Linked DNA regions of Mus musculus: region 1 is linked to region 2. Evidence: chromatin contacts called from ENCODE POLR2A ChIA-PET data. All regions are on one chromosome and are shown on one strand. Each heading gives the region's core, a stretch centred on a gene start or an enhancer-like site at or near the end of the contact. The rest is flanking DNA. Distances are from core to core; before and after follow the strand shown.

Region 1 (3,515 bases), core at 765-3,264, 120 kb after region 2:
TAATATCTATGCTCGCATTACAAAGGAGATCTAACCCAGTTTTGCCGAGTTGTTTGTTTTCACAACGTCTAATTTCTTATTTATCTACCTTAGCAGTGCCCTTTATCTGAAAAATATGTAAATCTATTTAAATCAATTTCCTGTGATACCACACAAAACAATAATCATATTAGTGGCATTTGTGATGTACTAATAACACGGATGTAATTGCATTCGAATGTGAAATTGCTAGGTAATAGGCCTTTTGTAAATTGTTTTGGGGGATGCCATTTTTAACCTTACTCTAGGTCATTACTTCCTGATCTTGGTGGGAAAGTGTAATGCGCCTCCCGTGAGGCCATTTCCCACTGCTGCTGCCTGCGCAGCCGACAGAGACTGCCAACGGCTTTTGTAACCAGAGGGGAAGAACGTGTGCAACTGCTGTGTTTCAGGGTAGGAGGCCTTCACTGGCATGGGGTTCTGGTCCCCGGCAGGCAGTGTGCTCCGTAGGTTGTCCTCAAGGGGAAAGGCAAATGTGGCTGTCATGTGATTCCCCCCTCAGGCCTAGACTCTGTGGTGGAGGCACATGCTCCAGCGAGCTGCTCTTCTTTGGGGAATGGGGTCCATTGTTACAGTCATCAGCTTCTGGCTCCCTTTCCTCAAAGTCTTGGCTACAAGTAACATGTCTGGGGGGTGGGGGTGGAGGGAGGTGGTCATGTGGGGTGCAGCGGCAAACTCTCCAACTTAGAAGTTGTTAAAACCTCAGGCCTTGAGGCAAGAATACATATTTGCTTTTCACATTATCAGACAAATTCACATTTTAGGCAAACTAGGTCTGTTTTCCCTGAGAAACATCCCTGCAGACTTCTGTCTGCAGGTCTGGATGGAACCAGTGCAAGGGAGGGCATAACGGCATGCCCATGGCACATCTGAGAGACAGGCCAAGCCATAAATGGCTTTCATAGACATGTGCTAATTTGTGATTTGTTGATAGACATGAAAAAAAGAGAGGTGGTGTCTTCTCTAAGAGGATCAGAGAGATCCCGTTTGATCAGGGGCTGTGAGCTGTTGGATAATTACAGATCTACCTTGAAGCTACATGAAGGAGATTCCCCCTGGACTGCGAGTTCAAGTGCACATTTCTACATAGGTTCTCTTCCCAGGATGCTGAGGGGCAGGCGGGAGCTAAGAAATCACTCCCTCTTAAGTTAATTTCACTTGAAAGGTTTTTGATTTTTTAAAGCACTTTACAGCATAAATGATATTCCAGGGTTGAAGGAGTTCCTTTTGCCTTCTCCCAAATTCGGAACGATATGGCGGGGCTGTGGATTTAAATAATGCTACATTTTGAGTAAGGACAAACAGCTCAATACCACGGGCTGGGGGCATTTTCCCAGAGTTTAGTTTAGTTCAGAGTACATTTCTATTGGTAATTTTTCCCCTCACATCCAATGATAATACCAATAAACAACCGTGAAGCTGGAAGCACTGGTCCCAGGCAAAAAGGTTCATAAATTTATCCCGCCCATAGCTTAGAAGAGCCCCTGGCACAGCAGAGCCCAAAGTCACATGCCTAATGGTCTGGAGGGCTTATGAATTGATGGGCTGAGAGCTTTCTGTGGACTAGGTTGCTGTTAGAGATCCAAGGAACCCTCTGAGTCAGCTAATGCCTAGAGAGGGGACAGTTTTCTGGGTCTTTCTGGGTCCAAGAGCAAGGAGGCAGAAGTGAGGGTGACAGGTGATAGCTTAGGACCCCACGGATGGGGGCAGCCAAGACAGAGAAGGAAAGGCCTCTACTGAAAATGGCCATACAACCCCTTTTCAAAGTTTTCTTTCCTTGGGATGGCAAGGTATCTGTGCTGATACAGTGCCACTAGCTACAACCGATTTTAATGTCCTGTTCAGACAGGTGATTAAAGAAGGGATCTGTACATAATGTCACCCTCCCCTTTAGGGTCCTGAGATCTTGGAGAAGTACAGTTAAGCAGCATGCCCAGGTTCCTAGGGCCACACATGCCAAGGAACAGTGACCCCCAAGTAGCAGTCTGTGTGAGCCTTGGGAGTGGGCGGGGGAAGCGTGGAGACAGGAAGTCTTCTCCCAGCAGCCAGCATTGAAGAAGGGTGGGGCATTGTCTTAGTTTTCTGCATCCCTGGCCCGCGGTGTTCTTTTCCTGTCTCTATCCAGGGATGGCCACGGGGTCCCACTCTGGGCCCCAGGCTGCATTTGCATAACACATTTACATCTGAAGGGAGGGCACAGATTGGCAGCTCCCCAAGCTTCAGCTAGGCACAGATTTCTACAATGGCAATTAGGAATCGAGATAGAATGACTGTGGCCGAGGGAGTACAATTGCCAGGGCTATGGGAAGAAGGGGCAGGAAAACCTCGGCGCTTTAGAGCATTGAGCTGTGAGTAATGGCAGGGTTAGAGACCAACCGGCCCTTGTTCTTTGTGAGGCTTAGAAGGGACCAAGGACGATCCCCGCCCATGTGCTTGGTGCCGGAAGGAAGGGGGAAGAGAGAGGTGGGGCGGGGGCCTGCAAGGGACCCGATGATGGGAAAGGGGCTCTGGGGACAGCCTGGATGGCAGTGAGCAGAGGCCCGCAGTGCCTGAGCAGTGGGTGACACCATAGAGGGCCCCCAAAGATGGAAAGCAGACCTGTCTAACATGGACGCGACAGGATACCTGGGCTGGAGGAGCTGAAGGGCTTTCTGGCCCTGTGAGGAGAGGAGAATCCTCTTTACGAGGGCGCGAGTGTTTTGACCTTTGGGACTCATGAGGCCTTCCAGAGGGCCACAGCATGGAAACCTTCCTTCCTCTCCAGCTTCCCTCCTCATCCCTCAGCCTCAGAGGAGTGCTGTGGGAGAATTCCCCCCACCTTCTAGAAGGGGAAGGGACACATGCTGGGGAGGAGGGACATAGAAAAGGGAACAAGTAAAAGATGAGAAGCAGTGCTCAGAACCCAATGCCAGAGTAGAAGGTTCTAGAAGCTAGTCTCCTCCCAGGCCCAAAGTGAGGCATGGGTGGAGTGACTGGAGTAACAGCAGGCTGGGTCAGTTGAGTCAGTACATGGGGATGCGAGAGGACCTTAGGACATCTGGAAGATGGGAGCTGTAACAGAGACACTCATAGGCTAGGTGCAAGTGTCGGGGCTGAGCATGCCAGCGGGGGAGCTGGGTTTGGAGGACCCATGGGTGGTACATCTAACTGATCTTAACAACCAAGAAACATCTGCATAAGCAAAGCGGGTGGGGATAGTTGGCCAGTGGCCTCCAGGAGCACAGAACTCCTGGGAGAGTTGCTAAGAAGCCATGTTCTGGTTTCACCACAGAACACGAGGTCCTGCTGCTCTCCAGATGGGCTGTGTCCAAGCTGTCTGTCTGCATGGCTTTGGAAAGCACAAGGGGCTGGGATTAGAACTCCTGAGTTCTGGGCCACTGCCTCTTGTCTTAGTTGATGGAATGACTGTTTATAAATTCCTAGTTTTCTCATATTCAGACTCCTCAAGTTGAAGAAACAGCTCAAGGTCCTTAAAG
Region 2 (3,246 bases), core at 314-2,813:
TCTGTACAACATAGTTTTCCGCTTCCTTTAAACAGTCCACTCAGAGACTTTAAAAGAGAAGACAGAAACTACTCGCTACTCGATTTAAAACAGACTTGTTGGTCCTATCCCACCCCCCAACCCCGCCCCGGGCGTCCACAGAAACCTACAGCTACTGGGAACTAACACTCCAGGTCGCTGCTATGAGTAGTTCCTAAAGGAATTCCAGAGCTGACCAGCATTAATCTCCAGTCAGTCTTCGCTCCCCACAGCGCTCCTAACTCGGCTTGTGCAAACTTCTGCTCTATTTTATCCCCGTCCTTTCAAACTTCCAGCTCCCCGCCCTGCAAACGCAGGCGGCTACGCCGGGAGCGAACCCTCCGCCCCAGTTCTTCCAAACTCGGATTCCGTTCAGGTCTGTCCTCGCGGTATTTCGTACTCCTCCCCCACCACCACCACCACAGACTAAAGAAAAAAAAAAAAGTGAAGTTAAACTCCCAAACAGTTCTCGCTTCCCCAAACAAAAGGACAAAAAGTGTTCTACTCTGTCATTTCGTCCTCGCCTTCGGCCACATAAGCACTACTTTTCTTCGGTACCCTACGTGATTCCTGGACATCTCGGGGTCCGATCGGGTACTGCGGGCCACGCAACTCTACCGAAAAGAGCCCGCTAAGCCGGGGCTCCGCGGGCCAGGCGAGGCGGAGCTCGGGGAATCGCGTGGCCCCGCCGGGCCGGCCGAGATGGCCGGGATGGCGGGGAGCCTAGCCGCCGCGCCGTCGGGAGCCGGCCGCAGCCCCGCAGCCCCGCGCGCTCCCGGGTCCGCCCTCGGGCCTGGCCCGGCCCCGGCCGGGCCGCGAGCCGCCCGCGCCGCCTTTGTGCGCCCGCCCGCCCGCCCGCCTGACCTTCCCGCCGCCCCGCCATCCCGGGCCGCCGCGCCGGGGCCGGGCGCCTCACCTTCGTCCAGCAGCCGCTCGAGGTGGTTGAAGATCCCGCAGAAGTTGGGCAGGCTGCTCATGAGCTTCTTGTCGTTCATCAGCTGCATCAAATAATCTGGGGTGGGCTTCGGCTTCTCCTTCGTTTCCATTTCCCCGACCATATTCCAGGCTCCGCAGCTCACTCCGCCCGCCGCCGCCGCCGCCGGAGGAGAGGAGGGAGGGGCGGGGGCGAGCTCCGGCCGCCGGCCGCTCGGGACGCGGCGTCCCGCTCCGCGCCGGCTCCCGCTCCGGCTCCCGCGCCGAGCCCCGGGGCGGCCGGCTCCGCGCGCCCGCCCGCCCCCCGCAGGCACTTTCGCCCGGCCCGACGCGCCGCGGCCGCCGCTCCTCGGCCGCCCGGCGCGGCTCCCCTCGCGAGGCCGGCGGCAGAGGCGGGTCTCGGGCCGAGCGCGGCGCGGGGCCGCTGCGCCGCGAGGAGCCGGGGGGCCGCTCGTCGGCCGGTCGCGCCGCCTGCGCCGGAGCTCGCGAGTCTGCGGTGCTGTCCGCCGCGGCGCTCCGCGTTACCGCCGCCGCCGCCGCCGCCGCGCTCCGACTGCGCTCCTCCTCTTCCTCCGCGGCTCTCCTCCTCCTCACTCACTTGGCGGCGGAGTTCGCCTCAGTTCAGGCGGCGCCGCCGCCCCTGGCCGCTCGGGCGGGACGGCCGGCGCAGGGCCGGGCCGCGGCGGGGAGGACGCGCGCCGGTGGCCGCCCGCGCGGGGCCGGGGTCGCGGCTGAGGGGGACGCGGGCGGCGGCGCTGGCTCGTCGGCGCGCTGTTGCTGAGGCGGCGGGCGCGGTCGGGTGCGGCGGCTGAGAGGAATCCCGGCGGGACTCTCCGCGACGCGCTGCGCTCGCCGCCGCCCGGGCCTCGCGTCCGCGCGCGTTACTATAGTTTGGGTTTTTTTTTTTTTTCTTAAACCTCTTCGTCCACCTTCCTCGCTACCCCCTCAAAAAAAAAAAAATTTTTTTTTTTTAAACGTCCTGTTGCTTCACTGGGGACTCTCGGGTGGGCGTCACGTGTCCAGACACGTAGCCGAGAGGCTGAGAGCGCGTGCGCGCGTCGAGGACTGTGACCACGCCCCTTCCGAGGGTCGCTCCGCCCCACCTGGCGGAGAGCGCGCCGTGGGGGCGGGGGGTGGGGGGGAAGCGGGCCTGGAGCGCGCCTGCGTGGGGGTGGAGCGGGACGAAGATGGCCTGCGGACGGAGGAGCGGGACCGAACCGTTCTGGCGCGGCGCCCACCTCGCGGGGCGGGAAACCCGGCCGTCGGATCGCTTGGGGTGCGAGGTGGCGGCGGACTGAGTTGGCGTGGGCGCCCACACCGCAAGTGTCTCCGGCGGTAGGGACTCCAGTGAGGTTTCCCCTGGAGCCAGCGCCACGCGTGACGGGCCTCGCGTTGCCGTGGGCTGCGAGGCGGCCCCGGACCGTGGGCGGAGACGGCACACGCGTGCGCACCCACGGGCGTGCGGGCGGGCTCTGTTCCATGCGGCGTGACGCGCGGTTCCGTTAATCCTCACCGCAGGTTCCAGTCCCTGGTGGCGGAGGCGCTGGCTCCTCAGCGGTGCGGCCCCCGCACAAGGGAGCCTGTGTGAGGAGTACATATTCGGGGAAAAAACGAAGTGGCCAACGCCTATTTTTACCTACTTGACAAAAATAAATAAATAAATGACAGGCAGAGGGCCAGGACAGGGGCTTTCTATGGCGTGTAGAGGAAGTTCTGCCGGTTACATTTGTTTCGGAAACAATGTTCCGAATTGCAGCAATGAAGTCCTGCGATTTATAGAAGCTGTCGGTCATTAAATCTGCATCATCCCTGTTTTGTTGCAAGTTCTCTATAACATGCTCCATTAAAATGTAGACAAGATTGTCAAATTAACCATTTTGAGAGTTGGCCCTGGCTATAATTTTCTGGGAATCATCTCACTGTATTTTAAATGTGTACGTAAGCAGGCTAGTTGGATTGCTTTTTTTGTTGTTGTTGTTTTAAACTTTGATTTACGCGATTTCTAAAGAGCATTTTCGAAGTTTGTGTGGTACCAACGGTATTTAAAGCAATTTTACTCTTTTCCTGGCCAGTAGCTTCTGATTATTTTATTTAAAGACTACAGTTTGGGTTGGTTTGGGTTTTGGTTTTCTAGTTGTCCATTAAACTACGTTTTTTAGAGCAAATGATGAACAAAGTTAACATGTAATTGAAATAATTTTAATTTTCCAACAATGGCTATAGTAGTTCTTAGTACTATAGATAATCCCTTAATTATCTCTAAACAATAAATTAGTGAAAGCATGGAATAATTTG

Evidence for each region. ChIA-PET counts read pairs that join two places held with the same protein, here RNA polymerase II (POLR2A).
Region 1: POLR2A ChIA-PET joins it to region 2 with 12 read pairs in embryonic stem cell. The contact joins the enhancer-like site here to the promoter of Qk in region 2. POLR2A ChIA-PET finds 5 or more read pairs at or near these places in 5 of 5 experiments (Patski and embryonic stem cell).

The regions. Positions count from the first base shown.
Region 1 is chr17:10,439,462-10,442,976 of GRCm38, forward strand. The region is part of intron 4 of Pacrg (PARK2 co-regulated); the gene reads right to left. Among named protein-coding and RNA genes, the nearest start is that of A230009B12Rik, 15 kb to the right of the region's middle. Within about 2 kb of position 2,015, at least 1 of the 3 ENCODE cell types and tissues checked has a DNase peak (open chromatin) inside an H3K27ac peak, as active enhancers do.
Region 2 is chr17:10,317,798-10,321,043 of GRCm38, forward strand. It overlaps Qk (quaking), which reads right to left and starts at 1,564. Exons shown (of 8, transcript NM_001159517.1): 1 at 935-1,564. The coding sequence starts at 1,076. It overlaps Gm46608, which reads right to left. Exons shown (of 1, transcript XM_017317774.2): 1 at 1,854-3,246. The coding sequence starts at 2,548. The coding sequence ends at 1,922. It overlaps Cahm (colon adenocarcinoma hypermethylated RNA), which reads left to right and starts at 2,122. Exons shown (of 1, transcript NR_037588.1): 1 at 2,122-3,246.